3 separate regions of the Mus musculus genome follow, and all the other regions are linked to region 1. The links are chromatin loops, found by intact Hi-C in ENCODE. Cell type or tissue: heart. All regions are shown on one strand. Links, peaks and the distances in the headings refer to the core of each region. The heading gives the core; the rest is flanking DNA.

Region 1 (5,000 bases), core at 1-5,000:
GTCATGTATAGGTTCTATTTCATGGGTTGAAACTTAGATCCAATCAGAAAGTGACTGGTTACTATGCCCAGAGCATTAATATTACAAGAAAACATTACCATTTATTGACAAGGGGGCATCTCAAATTAACTGATCCACGTTGTTTTTTAAAACATAATTGGCATCAGAAGCTGTTTACAGTCTCCGAATCCAGCAATGATGTCATCCCTAAGCGACAAGAAGCCGCATGCATTTGTTGCCATGGCAACTGCCACACATTCCCGGCATGCCCCTCACCTGTGAGCCTCGCTTGTGCGTGTTGGTGTGCGTGTTATGTCATGACTGGAATAAACGGCAGAGACCCCAACCCCTCGCCCTTCTTTGCCTCCTTCTTTCCTCCTTCTCTTCCCTGCCCACCCCCCCAAAAAAACTCTTCTCGTGGAGCTGTGATGGCCTGATGTGACCTGTCCAGATACAAGCCGCTTTCTAACACAACAATAATCTTTTTGTATGTTTAATAAACTACAATATATAAACATAATTTTATATGCTTCAGGGAACAAAGGCAAAATTCCAGGAGCTTGCTTTATTGCAGCAGTCTGGGCTTGGAATGGCACCCTGGCATCCCAGCAACTTGGGAATACAACAGGACTCTCTGTTATCAAGTGCTCCCTAGCCTCTGCTGGCACTCATGTTTTCCTCTACTTCTCCAGGTTACCTACCTCACACCAGCCATTGTGGCTTCCCTGGCTGCAGAGTCTTCATCTCTCCCCTATCTCTTTCAACACATTCTCTGGTTCCTAGCCAGAGTAGATTTTTAAACTGCAGAAGTCATGACATCACCGTAATGTTATGTAATTCTTCACTGGTTTCATTTCTATTAGAGTTTATTCCAGCTCCCTCACAGGAACTCCTACCTGCTTGCAGATGAGTACACTGATGACCTGGCCCCACCCTGGACCACCTTCCCACACCCTGTGCAGCATCCTGAGCTGACAGAGCGGGGCCTCCCAGTGAAGAGATGGACCATTCTCGTTCTCTGCAGTACATTCATGTCCTCTTCAGGGGAATGTGAATGCCAGGCTCCCAGGAGACACTGAAACACCCAATGGCTTCCTTCAGAAAGCCTTTGCTGAGCCTCCATTTCCTCATCAACTGTTGCCAATACCTACCCCAGGCCCCACAACACCATATTTAATTTGCATGTTTTAATAATTAATCAGAGATAAAGCCACTGAGACCAGGAGAGCCCAAAAAGGAAGAGAAACTGCATGAGCTGGATTTTGATGATGCTTTCGGTGTGGGCCATCTTTCTTAAGCTGTCTACATCCACACTTCTTTTATCCTGAGAAAAAGAAACTACTACACTTCAAATCATTTTTATTTGGCTTTCCTGTTATAGGCAGAAAAGTGGTATTCTGAAACATACAATAATATTTTTATTTTATTCTATATGTGTGAAGGGGGAAGGATATATTGAGCACCAAAATGACTTTTTTTTTTTTTAATTTGGATTTGCTCTCTTGGGAATGCATTTTTCCTCTACACATGAACTAGTCTACTTGAGTAAAAAAAAAATGTTGACCTTCCAAGCAAATTACCCCATCTCAGTGGCTGAGAGTGCTGAAGGTTTGTCTTTCCTGCCTTCTGCTTCCCAGGGGGATTTTTTAAAAAAAGGAGAAAATGTGGAGGGAGCATGACAATACGAACAGATGGAGAAAATAAACATTCTTACCTGGTCAGCTGTCGGGTGGTCTGCAAAACTAGAATTTCTTAGACCCCAGTGTGACCAAGAAGTATTGGACATGTGCTGCAGAGACAGCTCAGTGGTCAAAAGCACAGCTACTCTTCCAGAGGGCCTGGGTTTGATTTTCAACACCTACACGGTCGCTAAGGATCATGCATAGCTCCAGGTTCATGGGCTTCTGGCTTCTGAGGGTATGTGCTTTTGGTGTATAGATATATATGCAGGCAAAACTCCCATACAGGAAGGTTAAAACACACACACACACACACACTGGATCCTTTACCAAATTAACAATAAGGAAAACCTAAAGGCTGTGACGTCGCCTCTGAGGGAAGGCCAGCGCTGCGCTCCTCAGCAGCGTCTCTCCCCAGGCAGAAGTTGACATGTGAGTGAAGACATACTTGGTCCCGTGTAAGAAAAAGCAGTAAATCTTTCAAACAAAATTTCTGTTACTTGGGCTATTTTCTTGTCAGTTTGGGGGTCTCCGTTTCCACAAGTGTAAGATGAGAAGTTCTCTGCACTTCTGAGCAATAGCAAAAATGGCCTAGATTCAGAATAACCTTTTCCCATTCAGAAATACATCCTCAACTTATTTAAGTTAGTAACTCCTGTCTCCCCAGGGTTCTGGAAACCATCTTAAAAAACTTTGATTCCCTGGTCATGAGACAAGGGAACATAGTTGCTTTTCAAGTACACCCAGTACGGGTCACTGTTAGCAACTTTAATTGATGGTGAGTTTTTAGAAATTGTGATCACAAAAGTGTGTTTGGCGATTCCTGCCTAAATAATATGTAGTGCCCAGCAGACTGGTGAGGTAAGAGCCGTTGAATCCAGTAGAAGAAAGCATTTCTAAATAAATCAGTATATACAATAACATATTTAAACATGGAGTGTGTGGTATATTGCATATTTTGAAGGTTGAAATGATACAAAAAGACTGTACTGCAGAGAGGCTAATGTGAGATACATACTGAGACTCTCCAGCAAGCAAGCAAACTAAAAAAATCCTGGGACCCTGGGGCTCAGCATCACTGGGTAAGTGAACTGATAGAATGCCTTTCATCCTCCAACTGGTAACGTGTTATTACAGAGATCAGCAACAGGATAATCAATGCAAAGCCCGAGTGAAGGAACCCAGAGCTCTTCTGTATCTTGTCCCAGGTTGCCCGGTGATCTTCAGTGTACTTCAGGCAACATGTGGTCAGGGATTTTGAGAGATTTCCTCCTGGACTGCTTCAGAAGTGCATACTGCCACCTTGTGGACATTCTGTGAATCTGCAATTAAATGTTTCTAAGTGTGATAGTTAACTAGAAGAGACAAGAAACAAAATGTTTTTATAAATATGCCAATGTGAAAAATTCATATACAGACTTCAGGAAGAATACACTAGGACGGAAAGATTGCGATTTTGTTGAATGAGTTAAATAGCAATAGCAAACAAAATTCTCAAAGCTCTGGCCGTTTTAGTGTTTTAGGAACGAGGGGTCCATGAACGTCTGTGAAAGTTTTGTCAGAAGACTCACTCCAGTTGGCACAATAATTGATAATCTGATTTTTATTACACCAAGATCCAGCCTAGGCTCGATGCTTATGTGGACAGCGCTCGGCTGAGCTCTGCGCTCCATGGCACTTTTTCTATCCTTTGACATCATGCTCAGGTTTTATCTCAAGAGGAAACAACAGAGAGAGAGAGAGAGAGAGAGAGAGAGAGAGAGAGAGAGAGAGAGAGAGAGAGAGAGAGAGAGGGAGAGAGAGAGAGAGAGAGAGAGAGAGAGAGAGAGAGAGAGAGAGAGGAGAGAGAGGGAGGGAGGGAGGGAGGGAGGGAGGGAGGGAGGGAGGGAGGGAGGGAGGGAGAGAGGGAGGGAGAGAGAGAGAGAGAGAGAGAGAGAGAGAGAGAGAGAGAGAGAGAGAGAGAGAGAGAGAGAGATACAAGGCCAAACTTGGAACTGGAGAAAGACGGAGAGCATCAGAGTAGATTAACAAAGGTGGACCGTCATCTCAGCAGGGAGGAAGGACTGTTTCTACTCCAATTTGAGGGATTTGTATGTTTATTGTAAGGCGTGGCTGATCACACAGGATCCAAAGCCTAGGAGAGAGACTTCCAGGTCCGCTCTCTGGGAGAGAATCCCTGGGAACTTGAAATGCTGAGGTGGACTTGGGTATGTTGATGGGGGAGGGGTGGCGACCCTGTACAGTCTTAGAGACTGCAACTTGGTAGGAGGCAGCAGAGGGAGGGATCTTGAGGAAGTAGAAACTTTCTTTCCAGAGCAATACAGCAGGAGTCGGGGAGGAATTTTAGGCGCCTACTGCTCTTGCTTGGGCTTGGTGTCCAGTTCTACCTGCTGTGAGCAGGATCCTCGAGCCTCCACCACAGGGAGGGAAGGGCCGGCCGGGCCTCGAGGGCTGAACGTTGGCGTCCTTGCCCTTCATCTTCCAGGGGGTGATGCTAGGCATACCTCATCCCTCCCTTTGACTGGACCTGCTGGGGAAGAAGGCACAGCAGGAGCCCTGCCACCTTCAGCCCGGGCCTGACCCAGCGGTCCAGGTACTGAATTTCAGGAATTCATTCTATCAAGGGCCATAGACCCCAGCAAGGGAGACCATTTAAATTATCTATAAAGGTCCCAGTCTAACAGAAAGGGCCCATTTCATTATGGTGTATAGCAACTTTGTTGGGATGCAGTCTTAGGAGCTATTTTTTTTCTATGCATCCTTGATGTTATCACCCATGGAATATTTGTGTTCTGCTCCAGAGAACAGTAGTGATTTTCTCCTAAAAACTCAATAATACTGGAGTGAGCATATCTAAAAGGTATGTTTACCAATTAACATGTTCTGCTAAAGGCATAGGAAACCACCACATTATTAACACACACACAGTATGACTTCAAAAAAAAAAAAAAAAAAAAGCCTGCAACATTCTGGCATTGCTTTGGTTTGTTGAAAGAATCCCTGCCCAGCAGTAGTTTGCCTGTGACGCTGACTCTTCTCTAGAGGCTAGTCTGAGCAGGCCAGTATTTTCTAAAGGGAATTGGACAGTACTTTAAGATGTGGTTTGGGTATACAAAGAGAAGATTGCTCAAATTCCACAGTTTGTATTTCTTTTCCTATTCCATGCAGAAGTCGACAAATGGCAAGCAAAAAGCGTGAAGTCCAGCTACAGGTGGGTCTATCGTGCCAGCAGGTCTTCTTCTGGTGCAATGACACTTGCCACCTCTTACCATATTTTGCTTTTTGCAGTCAGTCGTCAATAGTCAGAACTTGTGGGATGAG
Region 2 (11,318 bases), core at 1,922-6,921, 61 kb before region 1:
CTGTCTGCCAGATGGCTAGCCCAATACTTAAGGTTAAACTGAAATCATTGGAAAGAATGATAAGTGATGCGGAGGCTAGGGCTGGAAGAAGGGATATTCTCTAAGGGAAAAGCAAACCTCAGAGTCAGGCTGATGCAAGATATTGCCACATGGAATTCTTTAAGAAACAACCAAATGAGGTCAGAAGAGTAGCAGCTGAGTCAGAGGACTGGCCAGTAGTGAGCCAAAGTGTGTCAGTTAGATGGAGAATCCAAACGATGTTTGTGGCAAGGCAAGAATGAGTAGTTGTGTGGATGGCATCGGCAGTGTGGGAAGATATACCCGTTCCTGTGCTTCTTCTCTACATGAACAATTTCTAGCTGTGATTAGACTAGTTTCTTCCACAGGTTACTTGGTGAAGAATGTCACTTTAAACAGTTTGGGGTCCAGTTCTGAGGCCAGGGAAAGCCTTAGGTCCTTGGGATAGCTTGAGATAACAAATTGCATGTCCACAGAACACACTGACTTGAGAACGTTGGGGATGACAGTCGTGGAAAGGCAGAACTTAGTTTAGCATCATCAACTGTTGCTGCTTCAGCTGCCTGCAGACTGCTTTCCTGTTTCTCCCAGAACCCAGAATGTTGTGGGACTTTTTTTGCTAGTGGAGGATGCTTAGGACATTCTGGGAAAACATCTCTACTTCATACTTTTGGCTTTTTCTTTCTCTTAGAGTAACTGATATTAATTATTGAGTTATATATTTTTTCACATATTTTCATACACTATGCCATTTGTCTTGATTATTTGAGTTGGAGATCACATTTTAGATGAGAAAAATGAGCCTCATAGGCATTGACTAATTTTTCCACAGTAACTTTGAAAACAATAGCAGAAGCAAAGAATGAAATAACACCCTGTGCTCTTAGACAGACATTTAGTTATTCTTCTATGTAGTGTTTAAGGTAATAAAATGTATAGCATTCCATCTTCTCAGAATTTGTAACCCCGAGGGTGTGGCTGAGGAGAAATCTGCTTGCCTAAGTAATAGTTTAGCCACACAAGTGAAGAGCATACACCATTCTTACAGAAAAGGCCAGACAGATCTGACCTACCATAGGATATAAAGCAGCCTCCCTAAAGCACTAACAGCAGAATTGATTTCTAAAGAATTAGTGGATAGCTGGAGAATGAGGCTGAGATGGGAGTGCTGGACAGAAAGAATCTAAATATTGCAGCACTTGGAGCAAGGCCAGTGTAGCCAGGGCATAGGTGACTGGAGGACACTGAAGAGTGGACTTGCTTATGCAAGCATTAGATAATGCACTTCCAAATTTACAATTCATGACAGCATCCATAATTTACAATTCATAATGGAATTATTCAATTCATAGTGGCACATTCACAAAGTTAGGAATCTAATCTTCGATGTTTAGAGGTAAGTTCCCTTTTCTCTTGAGTTAAATTCAACAGTTTCAAAACACTATTTACTGTGCTACCAAAACACCCCATATGTCATTGGCATCTGAATCATCAAGGGATGAAATGACTATCAGATGATCAGAGGTTTCATCAAGAACAACCTAAAAGGTCAAATAGAATAAAACACAGAGCTGGCGATAAAGACCAAAGGTGAATACTTACCTACCATGCCCTAGGGGTCAACCTCCAGAACCAAACTTAACTAAGTTATGTAAAATGCAAAATTGATTTGCTGGAATGTGCATCCAAGGTGATGAATAAAGCAGGCAAGCCTCCTGAACAACTCAAAGAAGTAACCTAAGAAACATCTTTTCCATACTGGCATTTTCTAACCCAGAGTTACAAGTTCAAGTTCTTCCCTAATGTGATGGATTCTGGGGTGAGAGAGAGACCACAGTGTTAAAACAGAAAATTTTTGTAAAATATGTCAGATATATAAATGGATTTGCAAGAAAAGGTTTGAAGAGAGTCAAAATCAGCGGTTCTCAACCTTGCTAACTCTGAGACCCTTTAACACAGCGTCATGGTGACCACAACCATGCAATTATTTCATTGTCACTTTGCTACTGTTATTGTAATGTAAATATCTGATATGCAGGATATCTGATATGTGTCGCACAGGTTGAGAACTGCTAGTCTATATCATTTTCTACTGGTACCCAGCATAAATACTTTTGACTATTGTTGAAAATGCATGAAGAGCTTCCCAACGTCCTGAGTTCAGTTCCCAGCACCCACATGGTGGCTCGCAACCACCCATAATGGTATCTGATGCTCTCTTCTGATGCATCTGAAGACCGCGACAGTGTAGTAACACGTATAATATTCAATAAATAAATATTAAAAAATAAAGGGAACAGAAAATGCCTGCAGAGTAAAGCGGTAAACTCTGCCTTACCAGGACTGAAGGAACTGTTATGTGACTTGTCCTGGAGAGATAGAAGAAACTTTTACTCATCCTAGAGAGGGAGCCAATGAATGATCAATTATGACTGTAGCCACATTCAAGTTAGTAAAACAATGTGTACACTCGTTACAGAACTGTGGTTGGAGGGCTATAGACTGAGGAGGAATGTCACACATACACAGCTGTGTCATTGAAAAGTCAACAGCATGGATGGACAATGACTCACAAAAGCTGCTGCCCTAGAGTGCCCTCCAGGACTTGCAGGCCACCCAAGGAGTGGAGAACCTCAGCTCATCTTTATTCCCCATATAACTTTGGGAGGAAACCTGGTAAGCTTGTAAGTTTCAGGATCTTTCTGAGGTTTCCAGATGTTTACTTGTTCTAGGTTGCAATGTTTCAATTTGGAGGAAATTGGTAAACAGTACAAAACATGACTCAAAATGTATTCTGGAATAAAAGATAATTCCTATTTGTAAGAAAAGAATTATAACCTGGAAGATTTACATTAAAAACTAAGCTTCCAAAGTTCATATTAAATTGCTAGATATGAGAAATATTATGATCATATAATAGTAAACAGAAGAAAAGTAACATATAAATATAAGTGTGAGTACCAAGATTTTAAAAATTAGTTAAGAATTGGAAGGTATAAAATATAAAATACTTTATGAGAAAGTGTCAAAAGCCAATTAAAATTATTAATCAAAGTAAGCAGTCTAGAACAGAAAGGATTTCACTATGAACACAGTTGTTTTAATTGAAAAGACATAGCTAGTTATAAAAGAAGTGAACGAGAATGACTGAAAACACCCAGATAGGAGAAGAGTTGGAAAAAGTAGAGCTTTAAGAGAAACACTGAAAATGTCTAGCATAAGTATATTTGAACTGTGAGAAGAAAGAATGAATTGGAACAAAACAGTGTCTCTAGGGTCATAGGTGAGGCCTTCCTTCAGGTTAGAAAGGACATCAACTAGTTCACTTAAGAAACAAGAGGAATTTCAATCAGAACAATCAGAGAAAAACCCACAGACACAAGACTATGCTCAGCACAAAGAAAATCATCTACTTGACATAAAGCTTAAGAAAAAAGAAGTACAACATTAACAGATGCAGCAGCTGCATCAGTGGCCTAAGTACCAATGATGAAGGCTAGAGTATGATGACACAGCATCTTTACCATGCTGGAAGAAAGCCTTATTCTATGCTGCTATGCCATTAAAGTGTATCTTTAAATGAAGATAAAATGAAGTCATTTTTCAGAGGCACTCTCAAAATCTAAGAATTCACAGTCTCCCATTAAATAAAATACTAAATGGAGTTTTCCAAGCAGAAGAAAACTTACCCTGGATAGAAATCAGGAGATGCATGAAGAAGTAATGGATAAAGAAACTAGGTAGATGAATATAAAATTATGGCTGAAATACTTCTAGTAATACTGCATGAGGCATACATAGCATGTGAGGAATTTGATTCCTCATATATAAGATGACTGCAGCTAGATCTAGCACTAATTGACATGAAAGCTGCCCAGAGGCCAATCACAGAAACCCAGTACCTGGCATTAGCATGATGCAGCTTTTGAGAAGAATTGGCAATTCTCCCCAGAGGATTGCATGACCCAGGCACTTATGGTTTCAGAAACTCAACAGTCACTCAGCTGTCAACCTGAAACACTGGCTTCTTGTCTTATACCAACAGAGATGAAAAATGTAGACATCCATTGAGAGTAGACAAAGTGGAAGTGAACTTTATTAAGGAAAGTTGGGGGGGGGGGGCGGGATGAGAAGGTAAGGAAGATGGAGAGATACTCCTGAGACCAAGAGAGGAAAAGCTGTTGAGCTGGTTTGTCTCAGGATCTCCAGAGGCCTTCTGGTTGAAATGGAACAAAGGCAGATGCACTTTTCTGTTGAGACAGGTTATTCTGGTCTATCATGGGCTGAGCCAGAAGAGGGCACATGTGCTCTGTGCATATAGCCTTGACATGTATGATAGGTGAGCATGCTCTATCCATGTTTTTCACCCAGTTAGGGGTGGATGAAATCCCACTTTTATTAATTTCTAAGCATCTATCAGTTAACTAGTGATCCTAACTATCTATGACGTTTTGTCCAGTGTTTTGCTGGCTACAAACTATCCTGTGCTGTGTTTGATATCACATTTCTACAGTCAACTTGTAGCTTCACCATGGGAGCTACCACAATGGAGCTGGAGTTGTTGTTGATTACATAATATTTAACTCCTTGTCTATGGGGCAGTTTGGGAATCTCCATCCTTACAACTGAGTGTGTTCCACTTAGCTGCAACACAGGCAACGGTACATAAAAGGGCAAAGGAGCCTTACATATGCTCTCTGAGGAAGGAGGGCTCTGAGGAAGCAGGCAGTCTGCTGACACTGGTCCAGAGCCCACTCCCTCCTCTTATTTCCTCCTTATGGTTATTTCATACCCAGTTTCAAACTCTTTTATCTCTCATTCCAGTTTTCTTGACCTCACTGTTTTAACTCTGACCTTCTCTTTAAGCTCCAGATCTATCTTCATGTAATAGTTGTCACCGGTAAGCGATTTTGACAGTGGTCCCTTTTCCCTTACTATAATAGTTGTCACTGGTGAGTCATTTGACTGTGGTCCCTTTCCCCTTACTATCTTTGGTGATATACCTCCTGACATGAGAGCAAATCTGAAGAGAGTAAAGCCTGTTACTTTCATGTGATTATTGATATCCCTTGGAATTCCATCTTTGAAAGAGGAACTTTTAAACTTGAGCTATGTCTTCCAGAATACCTCATCCTAGAGCCTGAAGCCCATTTCATGACCAAAATTTATCAAACTATTTTGGACACTCTTGGAAGAACATGCTTAGATATCTGAAAGCTAGGAGTTCTCCACCATGGCAGATCTTTGGGCTGTGATATATATATATATATATATCATGAAGACTATTTGGTTGCTTTTAACCTAGATGCTTCATTAGCAAATAGCCAGTAGAGCACTGAGAGATCAAGGTCCCCTAAACCGCAGAACTCCATGGACTGGAATCTATCCAGGAGTGTTGTTTAAGCTGATCACATCATCAAATATATGCCACTTCTGTTCTGTCATGATTTCTTCCTTTTACTGTTTGCATTCAATAGGCACAATCTTAGAAACACAACAGAATAAAATCCAGACATCTTCAGTGTTTGCTGATTAAATACAGATTGGTAGATTTCTCTTCTGTCTTGACCATTTGGAACTCGTGAGCAGAGCTTAGATGTATCATCGTGATCATTGCTGACTGTTAGAAAGTAGAATCTTTCCTGCCCCTGAGTTGTGTTTATTATACCCAGTGTCACTCCACTGGAGGAAACTGATTCCCCATTGCCCCAGCAAGAAGCAATTAGAAATAGCTCCTTGGTTAGGAGTAGGACTTTGTACACATGTCCTCTCCTCTGTGCTGAGATTCTGTGTTTCTTGAATTATTTTTTTTAACTATAGAAATTTTTTATTAGATATTTTCTTCATTTACATTTCAAATGCTATCCTGAAAGTCCCCTATACCCTCCCCCAGCCCTGCTCCCCAACCCACCCACTCCCACTTCCTGGCCCTGGCATTCCCTTGTACTGGGGCATATAATCTTCACAAGACCAAGGGCCTCTCCTCCCAATGAAGGCCGACTAGGCCATCTTCTGCTACATATGCAGCTAGAGACACAAATTCTGGGGGTACTAGTTAGTTCGTATAGTTGTTCCTCCTATATGGTTGCAGACCCCTTCCGCCTTGGGTACTTTCTCTAGCTCTTCCATTAGGGGCCCTGTGTTCCATCCAATAGATGACTGTGAGCATCCACTTCTGTATTTGCCAGGCACTGGCATAGCCTCACAAGAGAGAGCTATACCAGGATCCTGTTAGCAAAATCTTGCTGGCATATGCAATAGTGTCTGGGTTTGGTGGCTGTTTATGGGATAGATCCCTGGGTGGGGTAGTCTCTGGATGGTCTTTCCTTCTGTCTCAGCTCCAAACTTTGTCTCTAATTCCCTCTTTGGGTATTTTGTTCCCCCTTCTAAGGAGGAATGAAGTATTCACACTTTGGTCTTTCTTCTTGATTTTCATGTGTTTTGCAAATTGAATCTTGGGTATTCTAAGTTTCTTGTGCACATCATATACATACTTTTGCAATCTGTGTGAGTTTACATATTATAAGCCCTGCTATATCTGAAAAGCTGTTTCCTAGGCACCATCTACTACTTATGGCTCTTCTAATCTTTCTGTCTCCTATTCTTTGTAGATACCTGACCCTTGAAGAGAGAAATTTGATATAGACATCCTATTTAGAACTGAGTGCTTCAAAGTCTCTTACTTTGTAAACATTGGGTGGCTGTGTCAATGTTGATTATCACCTACTGAAAGAAGGCATTTGATGATGCGAGTTGAGCTAGACACTGATCTATGTGTATAGCACTATGTCATTATATTGCTATGTCCCTTTAGCAGAATAACAGTCGGTTTCCACCCACGGCCCATGACCTAGCTAGTCTCTTTTTTGAGCACCCTAGCAGCGGCACATATGGGTTCCCTCTCATGGAGCAGACCTTAAAACTTGCTTACTCCCATAACTTTTCTGTCACTAGTGCACTAGTATCATTTTTGCAGGAACTTTAATGTTTTAGGTCATAAGTTTGAAGCTGGTTACTTTTGGTTGTTTAGTGTGTACAAAGTACCTTCTAGCACCATGAATACTAGTCAGTAAAGTTAAATCTAGTTGGGAACCAGCTTAATTTTCCCATGTTCAATGTCATAAGTAAGTGGTGTCTTCACAAACAGGATCTTACTATCAGGTTGTAGAAAGTAAGCAATAGTCCTTTCTGTGATGTTTGGGATTGGGGAATTCTATGGAACCCATTTAACCAATAACTCAATAAGATGTAATTCATTCCTGTTACTGAAGATTTACTTGGTATTATAAGATGTCTAATTGGAGTATTGTCTCCCTCATTATATGGTGATTTTTAAAAAAAAAAACTGTGTGTGTATGTATGTAAGTATATATATACATATATATATATCAGCATCAACAGTAGTAGGTATTCATATGGCTCTTCCAAAAGTCTTTCATGTGAATCACTTGTTCCAATTTTTGTATTTTTAAAAGAATTTTTTAAAATACAATTTTTTAGCTTAATTTAAAATTATCAGCATATTTACCACATTTAGCATTATCATGTAGCTGTGATGGTTAAAATCTGCTACCGGCTCCTTTAAAATACACTGTCTAGATGATCTCATTTTGTTTAGTTGCAGTAAATGGAGAGCTTGAGTCTCTTAAGGCATATGAGAGCATCAAACCTTAGAGCTAATACCAATGTGACTTCGACGATGGTGACCATGTTGTATAGCTCGTCTAAAAACTTCCACAGGCCATCCATTTGTTTATTCTAAAATAATAAAGCATGTATAGACTTAAAACCCATGGAAACAATAAGGGGAAAATAGAGTCAAAATACTCTGAATTTGTAGTGCTACAAGACAGGCAAACACAATTTTTGTTTAAATATATTTTAAATCTAAGAATTCTTAAGACTTTAAGCAAAGAGAATGAAAAAAAAAGTGCAAAATACAGACTTTAGAGCAATGGCTCTCAACCTTCTAAATGCTGTGACCTATAACACAGTTCCTCATGTTGTGGTGACCCCCAACCATGAAATTATTTCATTGCAACCTCATAACAATTATTTCACTAATGTTATAAATCATAACATAAAAATCTGATATGTAGGATAGCTGATATGTGACCCACAAAGGGGTTGCAACCTACAGGTTGAAAACCATTGTAAACAAATCAGGCTCAAGTATATCAGGAAAAGTAGACTTTTAAAAAAATTAGAAACATTGAAATCAGAGCCAGATGTTTCAGTACATACTCATAATCTCAGTATTTGGCCAGCCAGCCAGCTGCGTCTGAGGATTATGAGTCTGAGGCAGCATAGAGTCTGTCCTGGTTTGCTTTTATGTTTCTATGTTAAAACCCAAACCAAAAACAACTTGGAAGAGGACTTTACAAGTTACAGTGGTCAACTGAGGGATGTTGGGGCAAGGATTCAAGTCGGGCAGGAACTTGAAGCAGAAACCACTAAGCAATCCTGCTTGCTGGCTCATGCCCGGCTAGGTTCCTCACACAGCCCAACACACCTGGGTAAGTATGGTGCTGCCAATGTAGCCTGGGGCCTCCCACATCAATCAAGACAAGTGTCACAGACGTGGCCACAGACAAACTGATCTGAGCAATTCTTTAACTGATGCTCTCTCATCTCAGGTGATTGTAGGTATGTAAGTTAACAATAAAAACTAATTCCATGGGCCTCCTAGTCAGACTCTGTTTCCAAAACAAACAGAACTGAAGAGAGCATTTCATAGTGAATACACAAGCACACCACAGTGTTTGACTCTTACATGTAGCGTTGCAAATGTTGTGAAGCAGACTCCTTCTTTAACTCAGCCAAAAATCCTCAGTCTTTGATTTGACTTTTTATTGCTTTATTCCATTTACAGTCAGCAACATTATGATGGATGTTTAAAATGTCATCTTCATATCTGAGGTTCAGAACTTATAGTACCAAAACCCAGAATTCTGCCACAACTGTCCCAAGAGCAAATGGCTCAGCCCACGACCCTGTTACCAGATGAACTGAACCTTTTGCACACGGATATCCATCGTAAGCTAACTCTTGTCTCCAGCAGCAGAAACAAAGTCACATTCTGGAACTATAGCTTCTGAATGTCTGTAAATGTGACAAAACAAGAAAGACTGAACCACTCTATAGACTCTTAGTTTTGTGTCTCCGCAACTGCTTATGGAGAGACAGAAAGGAAGGCATCAAGACTATTTCACCACCTTAAATTCTATGTAACAACATGTTATGCAGCTGGGAGCCTACTGTGAAAGTAAATAGGCCAATATAATGTAGTCCTGGCAAACAGAAATCATTTAACTTGGGCTTCTGATATTTGAAAGGCAGTGATCATGGAACTTTACAAAGAAATTGATTCAAGTAGCAGAAGCACTGACCTTACTCTTTTCTTTCAGGAATCAGTCTTACTACGCTAACGGTGTAAGGAAGTGGTGAGCAGAAGTGTTGGTGGCATTTTCGTGCTTGACTCAAAGGAAAACAGGACTGCTTTTACTCAGGAGAACTGCTCTTTTACAGAGAAAAAGGAAAGGTGAATAGAGGGACTACCCAGTAGAACCCAGCCAACTTCAGAGCTTCCAGGGAGATACTGGTAAGTGGGCCACAGCTCTCTGAAGTGTGTTCTGTGGCCACAGAAGTTGAGATTTTCTGGGGCTAGCATATCATCACATTTTAATGAAATTAGAAATTAGATAAGCACTCATCATTTTAAGTGTATAGTTCAGTGATGACATCAGACATCCATCACCCCGGTGTTGTACAGACCAATTTAAAGACCACATCTCCCCCTACTAGTTTGGCTACATTTATCTGTCTTCTCTCACATTGGTTTTGAAATTTTTAGGATATATATATATTCACATACTTTGTGGCATTTTGTATTACTATATAGAATTTTTAAATTTTTTAGAAATTATTATTTTCCTAGAAAAGATTTTAGAGATTGTATTTTTTCTAATTGTCTTTCCTGTTTCTCAGAAAATTTAGGATATCTGTGTGTCTGGTTAGTTACTATACACACATTTCTACTTGATACATAAAATAATATTTTTACACTTCATTAACCTTTTTTGTATCTTTAGAAGTACTGTTTCCTTGCTGAGAATTTACATGGTTTATACAAAGCTTTTGAGATTCATCAACATTGTGAATATCATTTGTTTAATAATTGGTTTATAATTTGTGTAACAATACACGTTTGAAGACATGTTCATAAAAGCATTAAGAGTGATTGCAAATGTGTTACAAAGGCCAGGTACCCAGTGAGTTACTGTTCTTGCTCAGCTCCAATTTTCCTAACATCAGTAAATAAATACCTTAGATGTTTCATTATTACCCAACTTTTCAAGTCAGAATGCTAGGCGTGGCCGAGCTCCTTTTCTTTCTTTTAACCTATAAACTTTGAGTGGTGCAATCCAGCACATTCTGGACTTTTAAGAATATGTTTTAATTAATTCCTTGAGAAGTTCATATTGTACTTAAAGAATATTATCGGTATTTTGGGATTCGAAAGAATTGAAAGATTTAAATAGGAAATTAGATTTGGTTCCTGGGAGCTCTGGGCGGGAGGCGGGGGTGGAGGTAACTGGTTGGTTCATATTGTTGTTCCTCCTATGGGGATCCATGGCTCCAGCTACATATGTAGCAGAGGATGGCCTTATTGGACAATAATAGGAGAGACTCTTGGTCCTGTGAAGGCTCAATGCCCCAATGTAGAAGAATATGAGGGCAGGGAAGTGGGTGTGGGTGGGTTGGTGAACAGGAGGAGTGGGGTAGGGATGGGGGGGTTGGATGGGAAAACATGAAAGAGGATAACGTTTAAAATGTAAATAAAGAAAATATCTAATAAAAAAAGAAAAAGAAAAGGAAATTAGATTTGACTTGTGTAGTAAAACTGAAAGATTTCAAAATACTAATAATTAATGAGGAATGTGGAAGGATAGAGAAATTGTTTAGTAGTTGAGAACAACATTTGCTGGCCATCCAGAGGACCCAGGTTCAACTCACAGCATCCACTTAGTGGCTTACAACCATCTGTGACCCCATTTCCAGAGTTATTTGACATCCTCTTCTGGACATTTTTCAATACCAAGCCCTCGAGTGGTACACACATATAGATGCAGGTAAAATGCTTATACACATAAAATAAAATAAAATAAAATAAAATAAAATAAAATAAAATAAAATAAAGAAGATAAGAACTTGGAGAATGTATTAGAGAGGGGAATGAGCACTCATAAAAGGGGTTTATCAGGAGTCCAAAGAAGTGAGAGTAGGTGCTTGCTCTTAAA
Region 3 (11,318 bases), core at 4,429-9,428, 71 kb before region 1:
AGAAAATACATTACAACTTCTCTTTGGCTTTCTGTGATTGGCAGCTAGTGCTTTGTTCCTGTTATTAAGTAAAACAAGGATTATGAGAAAGAAAACCACCATGACACTTGAAGAGCAGTTCTGATAACTAGAGACTTCTCGTCAGTATAGGGAGTGTCGCATCATGGCAAGGAAACACTGAACAAAGACATGGACACACTGAATCAAGGGATGGACTAATCATGTCCTATGAGGGAAGGCGACAAGAAATTTCATGGCACAGAAATGCAGGCAATTAAAATCATGATTTTTTTTAAAGCAGTAGGTTTAAACCTTGGAAAGTGAATCATGGAGAAAAGGGAATGACTGGGTCATGTTGTGTGTAGGTCTGACCTCCCCTCCCCTAACTGGTCACATAAGCATGCTTGCCTAGCACTATGCTTCTCTGTGGAGTTAGAAGAACTCAGCAGTGTACTACAGAGCAATTGTGATAAAAACTGCATGATACTGGTACAGTGACAGACAGGTTGATCAATGGAATAGGATTGAAGACCCAGAAATGAACCCACACACCTATGGTCACTTGATCTTTGACAAAGGAGCTAAAACCATTCAGTGGGAAAAAGACAGCATTTTCAACAAATGGTGCTACCTCAACCGGCAGTTATGTAGAAGCATGCGAATTGATCCATTCCTATCTCCTTGTAATAAGGTCAAATCTAAGTGGACCAAGGAGCTCCACATAAAACCAGAGACACTGAAACTTATAGAGGAGAGAGTGGGGAAAAGCCTCGAGGATATGGGCACAGGGGGAAAATTCCTGAATAGAACAGCAATGGCTTGTGCTGTAAGATTGAGAATCGACAAATGGGACCTCATAAAACTGCAAAGCTTCTGTAAGGCAAAAAGACACCGTCAATAAGACAAAAAGGCCACCAACAGATTGGGAAAGGATCTTTACCTATCCTAAGTCAGATAGGGGACTAATATCCAATATATATAAAGAACTCAAGAAAGTGGACTCCAGAAAATCAAATAACCCCATTAAAAAATGGGGCTCAGAGCTGAACAAAGAATTCTCACCTGAGGAATACCGAATGGCTGAGAAACACCTGAAAAAATGTTCAGCATCCTTAATCATCAGGGAAATGCAAATCAAAACAACCCTGAGATTCCACTTCACTCCAGTCAGAATGGCTAAGATCAAAAATTCAGGTGACAGCAGATGCTGGCGAGGATGTGGAGAAAGAGGAACACTCCTCCATTGTTGGTGGGATTGCAAGCTTGTACAACCACTCTGGAAATCAGTTTGGCGGTTCCTCAGAGAATTGGACATAGTACTACCGGAAGATCCAGCAATACCTCTTCTGGGCATATATCCAGAAGATGCCCCAACTGGTAAGAAGGACACATGCTCCACTATGTTCATAGCAGCCTTATTTATAATAGCCAGATGCTGGAAAGAACCCAGATGCCCCTCAACAGAGGAATGGATACAGAAAATGTGGTACATTTACACAATGGAATACTACTCAGCTATTAAAAAATGAATTTATGAAATTCCTAGGCAAATGGATGGACCTGGAGGGCATCATCCTGAGTGAGGTAACCCAAACACAAAGGAACTCGCACAATATGTACTCACTGATAAGTGGATATTAGCCCAGAAACTTAGAATACCCAAGATACAATTTGCAAAACACGTGAAACTCAAGAAGAAGAAAGACCAAAGTATGGATAATTCTTAGAATGGGGAACAAAATGGGGAACTCCCTCCCATGGAGGGAGTTACAGAGACAAAGTTTGGAGCTGAGATGGAAGGATGGACCATCCAGAGACTGATGCACCTGGGGATTGATTCCATAGACTGCCACCAGACCCAGACACTATTGCGTATGCCAGCAAGATTTTGCTAACAGGACCCTGATATAGCTATCTCTTGTGAGGCTCTTTCAGTGCCTGGCAAAAACAGAAGCGGATGCTCACAGTCACTTATTGGATGGAACACAGGGCCCCCAATGGAGGAGCTAGAGAAAGTACCCAAGGAGCTAAAGGGTTCTGCAACCCTAGAGGAGGAACAACAATATGAACTAACCAGTACTCCCAGAGCTCGTGCCTCTAGCTGCATATGTAGCAGAAGATGGCCTAGTCGGCCATCATTGGGAAGAGAGGCCCTTGGTCTTGTGAAGATTATATGCCCCAGTACAGGGGAATGCCAGGGCCAGGAAGAGGGAGTGGGTGGGTTTTGGAGCAGGGCGGGCGGGGGGAGGGTATAGGGGACTTTCAGGATAGCATTTGAAATGTAAATGAAGAAAATATCTAATAAAAAATGGAAAAGAACTCAGCAGTAAGGGTGACAAAAAGGCTAGACAGTTTTGAATCCCTCAGGAATTTTAGGCACAGCACTTTGCAGTCTTTTTTTCTTTTTTTCTTTTTTTAAAGAGCAAATCACAATCCCTGGATAGATTTCTTTGAAGCAAAAGGACAGGGTGGGGTGGAGGGGGGACAATCAAAATGCACAAGGCATCTTAATAAGGTGTCTCAATAAGGAAGAGCAGCCAGGCAGTCTTCCCCTTCCCCTTCCCTGGGAGGACTGCACAGAGACTTGGGCCACTTCCCTTCTAGGTAACCAGAAGGTGAGAGAGAGAGAGAGAGAGAAAGAGAGAGCGTGAGAGAGGGAGGGAGGGAGGGAGGGAGGGAGGGAGGGAGGGAGGGAGGGAGGGGGAGGGAGGGAGGGAGGGAAGGGAGGGAGGGAGGGAGGGAAGGAAGGAAGGAAGGAAGGAAGGAAGGAAGGAAGGAAGGAAGGAAGACATTTAGCCTCTCAAGAGAGAAGTGAGACTTTAAACCAGACTTTCTCTGCCTGCATTGGAAAAAAAAAATAAATTAATGTACTGTTTAAGTATTTTATATGTGTATGTAATTATTCATTCTGCTTACATTCATCTCCTACCATTATTTATACCCAGTCCAGTCCTCCCAGCCCCACGTCTCCATTCCCCTTTCACATTTTTCTGTTATTTCCGTTGTTTAGTTTTTGCACTGGAGTGAGTGGTCTTTGGTTATATAGGCTCCAGGTCTCATTTCACTGGAAGCTGTTCAAGAGGAGATTTCTTTTTTATAGCCATTGATTTTGAAGGGCCAGGTGATTATTTCTAGGATGCAGACAAAAATGACCGCCAGAGAGTGAAAATATAAAAAGTGTGTGGGAGGAGGGGGGCTGTAAATGCTACTTCTGTTATGTGATTTCCTCAAATGGGTTTCTCTCGATTGATCTGTTGTTGCCGTTCATCTACTGTTGGTATTTTTATCTTGGCGGTTTTTTTTTTTTTTTTTTTTTTTTTTTTTGGTTTTCGGTAGGCTAAGACAGTCTTTACTGCGCCTCTGTCACCCAGAGTTCTTGGTGTGCTTCGGATAGCTTGTTGCTGATTTTCCAAGAGCGATTAAAGTGTCTGCTTTCATTCCTTTCCAACTAATATTGGAATCTGGATGTGATTTTCTTGGGCTGGACAAAGGTGGAGGACTGACACCCCCCCGCCCCTGCTCCCTGAAGCTGTTCCCGTTCTATCTGGGCTCCAGAACCTCTCATGCTCCTAACGAGTGAGCTAGAGGTTCCGCGGACTTAACACAGGACACGGCCACCACCACGGGGATTTTTGCCTCTGGAACAAAACAGAGATCCGAGGTTAGCCAGTGAGTGCCTGGCTCTCTTCTGAAGGTTCATATGTGGGTCTCAGTGCCTTCAGCAATTTAATCTAGTCTCGCAACACGAGGATCTTCAGTTTCACAAAAGACTGTAGTTCTGTGTTCTTGGTCCTCTGGTCTGTAGCCCATGTGTTCCTTGTGCCCTGGGGATGCAGTAGAGTAAGGCCAAGTGGAGAAAGAAGACAAGGGAGAGGGAAGGCTGCTGAGAAGTGCTGCTCAGAAAACGACTGGGTAGTGCTGAATCCCTGCAGTGGAATGCTCAAGGGCCTCCCAGGGATGTTAACCCAACATGGAGTAACAGGCTACATTAAGACCAGGCACCGTGCACAGGGCTGGGTGGAGCCACCCAGTAGGAGGAAACGGGTTCCAAGAGCAGTAAAAGAAAGAGATATCCCCGACACCCACTAGTCGGAGTCCCGTAAGAAAATCAAGCTACACAACCTTAACATATTTTCAGAGGACCTAGCACATACCCATTCAGGGTCAATGACTGCTTCGGGAGTCTACATAGATCATTCTGTGGCCATGTTCTCCTGGTGTCCTCAACCCCTCTGTCTTTTTTAAAGTAATGGCTTTATGAGATGATTCGCCAAGTATATGATTTATTTTTTAAATTCAGTTATTTTTCTAAATTACACCATTCTAGAAATAATTTCTTTTAAAAAATACAAAGCAAACGAATCACACATCATTTATATTGGTTCAGTTATTCAGCTCATTAACGGTTTTGGCTGTATTTTGAGACAGTCCTGTGAAGCCCAGGCTGACTCCAATCCCTGGCTGTGTTGGTTTCTCAAGTGCTGCATTATAGCACGCCACCAATCTTAGGTAGGATTGTTGACTTTTATTATTATTATTATTATTATTATTATTATTATTATTATTATTATTATTATTGTATGATGCTGGCTTGCAGGTTTTCTGTTCGCTATTGTCCTTCCTGCCTTTGATTATTTCTCTTCTCGTGGTTTGTAAGCAGCATGTTTTATTGATTACGTGGTGATTTTGTGCTTCATTAGAATTTATAGGATGCCCAGTTTTAATCATTAAACATTTATATATCAAGAAGATAATACTCACAAAGACTGAATCCAAATTCTGGATTAAAATAGGAACAAAGCAGGTTTGTTTGTTTGCTTTTTAATTCTAGTATAGTGATCAGTAGGACAAATGGGCAGACAAACAAAATACCTACGTGCACAGGAACATAAGGCATACAAACAGGCAAATACGTGTGTAACGCATCGGTACGAGCTGCAGAGACAAATGCCATCGACAAGGACAGTCAATGTGGATGACATCATCATTTCAAACAGAAAAGTAAGGAGGAAGTCTCTGAGTAAGGACTGTGGCCAGAGCATGAAAGAAGCTAGCAAGCTCAACAGCTGTCTGGAGAACAGTCTAAAAAGGTGGTCTTTACATGTGTCCAAGAGCCCTGAGGCAGAGGTATGTCTATGGTCATGTTCAGGTGTCGTATATTAATAAGGGAAGAGATTGAAGATGAGACTAAAGGCAAAGCTTGTCAGGATTCCCCGCAAGATGATGTAGAATACCTCTAAGCTTCGGTGTGATTCTGGGCAAGGTGAGAGGCCACTGGAGAATTGTGGGAGGAGTGATCTCATTTCCTGTTAGCAGATAACTCTGCTTGTTGAGCCGAGGACAGACAATAAAAGAGGCCTCAAAGAAAAAAAAGAACTCAAGAGTTTGTTGTAAAGAGTCAGCTGAGAGATGAATTTCAACAGTCAAAGAGCTGAAAATATACCTACCCCAGACTGATTTTGCTTAATTTAAATAACATTTATTTATAAGTAATTATTTCTGTCCATTTACAGAACTCTTATAAAATGACGTAAAGAACCCCAGTATTTGCTTAGCCTAGATTCCTCTATTGCCTTTGACAACACTGACTTTTCACAATTTAAAATATAAGCATTCTGCAACTTTTGAATTAACTTGAAGATTAACTGGGAGGATTAGGTCTTTATTGTTAGCATGTTTTTAATTATTTGCATAATTGTAAAAAATGATGGGTTTCATTAAGACATTTATTTACATGTGCTAATATATACTTGCTAATATTCACCCACTTTACCCTCCCTCATCCTCTCCTGCTTCCTGCTGGTCCTTTACCTTTGTCCAAAGAGTTCTCATTCACTCTCATTGGTGTATGCATGCACATGTGTATTTGTGTGTATATGCATGCATGGGCATGTGTGCATATGCATGTGTATGTTTAAAACTAGATTTTGCAAAGAAAGAAAGAAAGAAAGAAAGAAAGAAAGAAAGAAAGAAAGAAAGAAAGAAAGAAAGAAAGAAAGAAAGGAAGGAAGGAAGAAAGAAAGGAAGAAAGAAAACCAGATTTGTCTTTCAAGTCTAGTTTACTTCAACTAACTTGATGATTCTAATTCCATTCATTCCCTTGCAAATAACATGAGTTCATTCTTCTTTATGTCTGAGGAAAACGATTGTCCAAGTATTCATACCACATTGTCTTCATTCTTTTGCTGTAGGCTGTCTTGGCTATTGTGAATACTGCAGTAACCTTGGCTATGAACATATTTGTGTAGTTTTCTGACTTCTGCTGTACAATCAGGAACAGTGAGGTTGAATATATGGTTGTTTAAATTTTAATTTTAGGTTTGGGGTTTTTGTTTTGTTTTACTTATTTTTTTTCTGTTTTATTTTTAACAAGACAGGGTTTCTCTGTGTGACCTTAACTGTCCTGGAACTCACTCTTTAGAACAGCCTGGCCTCAAACTCAAAGAGATTAGCCTGCCTCTGGCTTCAGCATGCTAGGATTAAAGTCACATACCACAGCCACCTGGCTTAGTTTTAGTGTTTGGAGGAATTTTAAACCTGACTGATTCCATAGTGACTTCACTAATTTGCATCCTCACCAGGACTGTATAATCATCGTTATTTTTCTACATCACCTTCTGCATTTTAGCACTTACTACACTTAAGTAGTCATTCTGACCAGGTTAAGGTGGGATGTCAGTGTTCTATGTATATGTGCATGCTTATTTCTGTTTTAAATTTTTCTACTCTTTGAAATTAAAATATAATTACATCATTTGCCCCTTTCCTTCCCACTCTCTAACCCCTCAAATATACACCCTTTGTTCTTCCAAATTCAGGACCTAATTTGGTTGCTGCCACATACTCATGCATGCAATCACCCACCCATGCCCACACATGGACACACAGACACACAGACACACACACACACACACACACACACACACACACACACACACACACACATTCGTACATACCCATGCACCCACACACAGCCCACACAGTCAGCATAACACACTTATATGTATAATCCTCTGTGGAGTAACATTGAGTCCATTTCCAAATGCTTTATTCAAGACCTGGCAACCAATGTTGAATTCTTGTTTCTCCCTCAAGTTTATTCATTCCTTGAGGAAATCCTATCCCCTGCACTACTCAACAATCTGCACAGGACCCACAGCCTCCAGATGGCACTGTAGCTGTAGTTGATAAATTATTAACAGAGCCTGAGATTAAGTAATACAACTGCACAAATGTTGTTTCCTAACCTCGGTCCTTTTATATGGCTAGCAAAAAATACCTTTTTAAGAATGTATGCTGAAAACCACAAAGATAGATCAAGTAAATCTGTTGAAACAATTAATAAGATGTCCAATCAGTTAATAGGCCATTGCACAGAAGAGACAATTCTCAAAATAAGAAATAGAATATAAGAAAAAGGTTCAGCATCGGTAGCCACCAGGAAAGTGAAAATAAAGAAAATATTCAACTATAGGCAACAAAAAGTGCTGGGTGTAAGAAATGATCTTCACTGGGAAGAGTCCACTAAAGGCAACCCAATATCAGGGGGCCAGTCCTGAGGCCATATACACACTTACACCCATACAAAATGAATAAAATACATAAATATTTAAAACATTATTTTTTGTCTGTGTATGGCCGTTATGTCTTCCTGTATGCCTTTGTACCACCTGAGTTCCTGGTGTCTGCCAAAGCTAGAAGAGGGCATAGTATGCTTTGAAACTGGAGTTACAGATTGTAGTAAATCTGCTTTGGATCCCAGCAGGTCCCACCCGTGTTGCACCTGCCCAAGAGCTCTGGATTCGTGAATGAAAGTCACATACATGCCAGTTAATTTTGATATGCCTTGGCTATCTCAATGGCTGGGCACTTCTAAACCTCTCTGCAGCTAGCACATACTCCCCTCTGGTATTCCTTAGTTAGCATCTTTTAAATTTTATATTTCATCTTTGCTACCCCAGACATAATCGGGAGAGGGGTCCGTAGGGTCATTTTCTCAGATTCTTACTCGTTGGCAGGCCTTTAAGTTCTCTTCGTTCTCTTTGCTCCCCCATTGTGACAATTCTCTTCCGCTCACCCTCCACCCTCCGTACCTTGCAGATACAATCTAAAACCCTGCCTCTGTCTCCCTCAGCCATTTGCTATATAGAAATTCTTTATTATCAATCAATGCCAACCCTCGGGAACCCTCGGCAGTTAGAAGTGCAGCTTTTGGGAGCGAAATTAAGACAAAGCATTAGAACCAACTCCCACCAGGTTTGGAGATGCTTTGTGGGTGCTGGGAAATGAACCTGGGACCTCTGGAAGATCTGTTAACTACTCTGGAAGAATTCTGTTAACCACTGAGCCACCTCTCCAGCCCTGGAGTCTTTCTCACATCTCTTCCTTCTCTCTGAGGATGTTCAAAATTACCCTTTCCCCATTAGGAAGCTAGGTAGCAATTTAGTTCTTTTGCCTGAGGAATTTGGTGTCTTTCTAATGTGATTCATTGTTCTAAAGTGTTCAAGTATTAGATCTTGGTTTTCGTGTTTGTATTTGGCACAGAATTGTCATTATTTGTGCATGGACATACCTTAAAAACACAAACCTTTTTCTTCAACCCATTTTTAACTTTTGTGCAGTATAGGGTCAATTTCTCCCATGTGGTGCTGACCTTTGTCAAACCTTACCTTGTTTAAACTTGACCAACAGAATGTCCATTCAGTGATATAAACTTGTCTGCTTGGTTTTTCTCTAATTTTCATTCCATTGCAAAAATAAAATAGCTTTAAAGGTGAAGACATAGAAATGTCATCTAGTAATCTAAAATTCTCTGCATCTCTTGTAATTTCAGGCTAAAATAGGAAATACTCATACAGTCACACACTGAGAATTTGGTAAGACTCCTTAGCAGACACCTGCTCTCTCTTCAACTCTCCAGTGTCCCAGTCATAACAGGCAACTGGTGATACCCAACATATGCATCCAAACCTTTGCTCAGAGCCTCTTCTTTCCCTGGAGTGCTTGATTTCCACCTCTGCAAAAGCACAACTTCAAAATGTCCTTCAAAACCCAGCACTTATTATAGAACTTTGCTAAACAATTTTAATTCTTTTTTTAAAAAAATATATTTTTTTTTATTTCTTGAGATTGTAATTACATCATTTCACCCTTCCCCTTCCCTCAAGCCCCTCCATACACCCATCCCTGATGGCCTTTGAAATCCTGGACTTTCCTTCCATTGATCATTATTGTACACACACACACACACACACACACACACACACAAGCAATATATATATATATAATTAAATATAACCTGCTCAGTGCTTATAATGTCCCTTGTACACATGTTTTCAAGGATGGGCATTTAGTACTGAGTAACCCTTTAGTGTACTCTTCGCTGGGGAAAGCCACCTCTCTCACTCCCAACTTTCCCCTTTGCCTATAGTTCTTTGTGTAGGTGAGGCCTCATGGGCTTTTCCCTGACAACTGACATGTCCACTTGTATTGTCTGTAGTCAGCTCATATTTGGGAAGTCATGTTAGTGAGACTTTATGCGTGTAGCTTCTGAAGTTACCAGGGGACACGATCTCATATTAAACTCCTTTATCCTCTGGCTACTACAACCTTTCTGCTCCTCTCTTCCACTTGATATTTTCACTCTTTATCTTTAACTTACAACTCTTCTTTTAAAATTACGTGTGAGTTCTTTATACACTCGAGAATTCTATTAAGTGCTTTATCTTGCATTTGTCTCCTACCACGAAGAAGGAAATTTAAATGTAGAGATGTGCTTGATCCATTACAGACAATCTACATTACCTACTAAACATAAAAGCACTTAAAATGATATTACTTAACAGCTAAGGTGGGAAGTCTCACTGTAGATCATAGTTCCCAATCTTCCTGTAATGGAAAGATGATCTGGAAATAGACTATAGGCCCATGAGGATAGGGGATTGGATGATATTACTCTGTAAATTTCTATAACATTTCTAGGAGTCTCATTTTTGTAGGCTACTCACTAGTGTTGTTTCTATCATTGATTCTTTAAGAGACAGTCATAGAAACCACTTCCACATCTCACTTCTGATTTTGACATATTCCTGGTGAAATGGGTAATGACCACACAGCCCAAGGGAGTTGTGGCAAAGCATCAGGAGGGAACTGGCAAGATAGAAGGAAGTTATCACCAGCTGAGCTTCAGGCGAGCCTACATAGATGGAAGTTCAAGAAATGTAAGCAGCCCAACAGAGTTCTCGTGCTCTAGTTGTCTGGAGATGTGATGGGGGAGGAGACTGGCTTAGGCTTGCAAAAGTCATTGGATTCTAGTCTAGTATATCATGTTAATAAGGGTATATATCGTTCATACACAGCAGAAGCCTGGGGGATGCTTTAAATAAAAGAATTAGAATCATTTATGATGCAATTAAGACTTTAGTCTGGTTGTCTAGCTGTTCATTTGGAGCGCATAAGGATAAAAAACAACCTGGAGGTATTAAGGAGAATATTCTTGGACTGGTAAACCTAGGAGTAGGATGAAGGAAAAAGAAGTGGGAATGAGAAGCAATATGACTTGAAGCTAGATTGAAATGGATTGAAAAAGATATAAATGACAGAACAGGGAAAGCACTCTGGGTCTGACCAAAAGAGATCAAAGAAGAGTTTTCAAGTAGGAAAATAAGAGAGGTAAGGGGATTGGAGTTTGAGACAAGGCTTCTTGCTGGTCCTTTAGGACCAATCAGAGACAGAGAAGGGGTCCCAGGCCAGGACCGGTAATTGCTGCACAGACAGAGAGGATGCTAAGCACCCTGAGAGAGCTTTCTCAGGGGCCAGAGATTGCTTCTGTGTTCCTCACATCTGGTCTAGAGTAAATCCGGAGCCTATCAAGACAACGTGCAATAAGGTCACTGAATTCTTCAGCTTTATTTCACCCGCTTAGCTAACAACTCATATCCACTATTAGAGCACTAAAGCTATGTTAAAAGCAATCAAAGTTAAAAACAAGTATACAAATAACAAAAGTACGGAGTGAAATTGAGGATTAACGAACCAAGGAAAGGATGGCTATCAGATATGCATAAATCATTCGAGAAGCTCCAAGAATGCATACAGCAACAAGCAAGGGTTTCTGAAGAAATGACCCAGAGGATACACAGGAACATAGGAGAGGTGGACTCCTGCAGAAGAGGAAGTGTGATGGAAAGGCATAGGTGAGACGTCAGAAGAACTCCAGTAACTTTTGCTCATGCCGTCAGGCAGTTGCCATGGCTGCTTCTACCAGGGAAGCAGAAATGACATCCCTTATTTTCCACGAGGTCGACAGGATCAGCTAC

What was found. Hi-C counts contacts between places; a loop is a spot of excess contacts. Peaks named below come from ENCODE experiments on the same cell type or tissue, not always from the same donor. Only the 100,000 strongest peaks of a DNase experiment are listed, where the experiment ranks them.
Region 2: it touches region 1 in a loop (5-fold over the local background); 5 of 42 quality-filtered maps call a loop at or near these places.
Region 3: it touches region 1 in a loop (12-fold over the local background); 5 of 42 quality-filtered maps call a loop at or near these places.

What each region holds. Positions count from the first base shown.
Region 1 is chr13:19,696,894-19,701,893 of GRCm38, reverse strand. Nme8 (NME/NM23 family member 8) reads left to right here and starts at 4,134. Exons shown (of 17, transcript NM_181591.3): 1 at 4,134-4,272; 2 at 4,848-4,890; 3 at 4,968-5,000. The coding sequence starts at 4,858. In heart, for the core only: a CTCF peak has its summit at 2,986 (motif pointing left); no DNase peak of the experiment used is centred there; H3K27me3 peaks cover 205 bases.
Region 2 is chr13:19,753,311-19,764,628 of GRCm38, reverse strand. Gpr141 (G protein-coupled receptor 141) reads left to right here. Exons shown (of 5, transcript NM_181754.4): 4 at 9,426-9,619. Among named protein-coding and RNA genes, the nearest start is that of Gpr141b, 26 kb to the right of the region's middle. In heart, for the core only: a CTCF peak has its summit at 4,322 (motif pointing right); no DNase peak of the experiment used is centred there.
Region 3 is chr13:19,766,212-19,777,529 of GRCm38, reverse strand. All of the region lies in intron 3 of Gpr141 (G protein-coupled receptor 141), which reads left to right. Among named protein-coding and RNA genes, the nearest start is that of Gpr141b, 39 kb to the right of the region's middle. In heart, for the core only: a CTCF peak has its summit at 7,167 (motif pointing right); no DNase peak of the experiment used is centred there.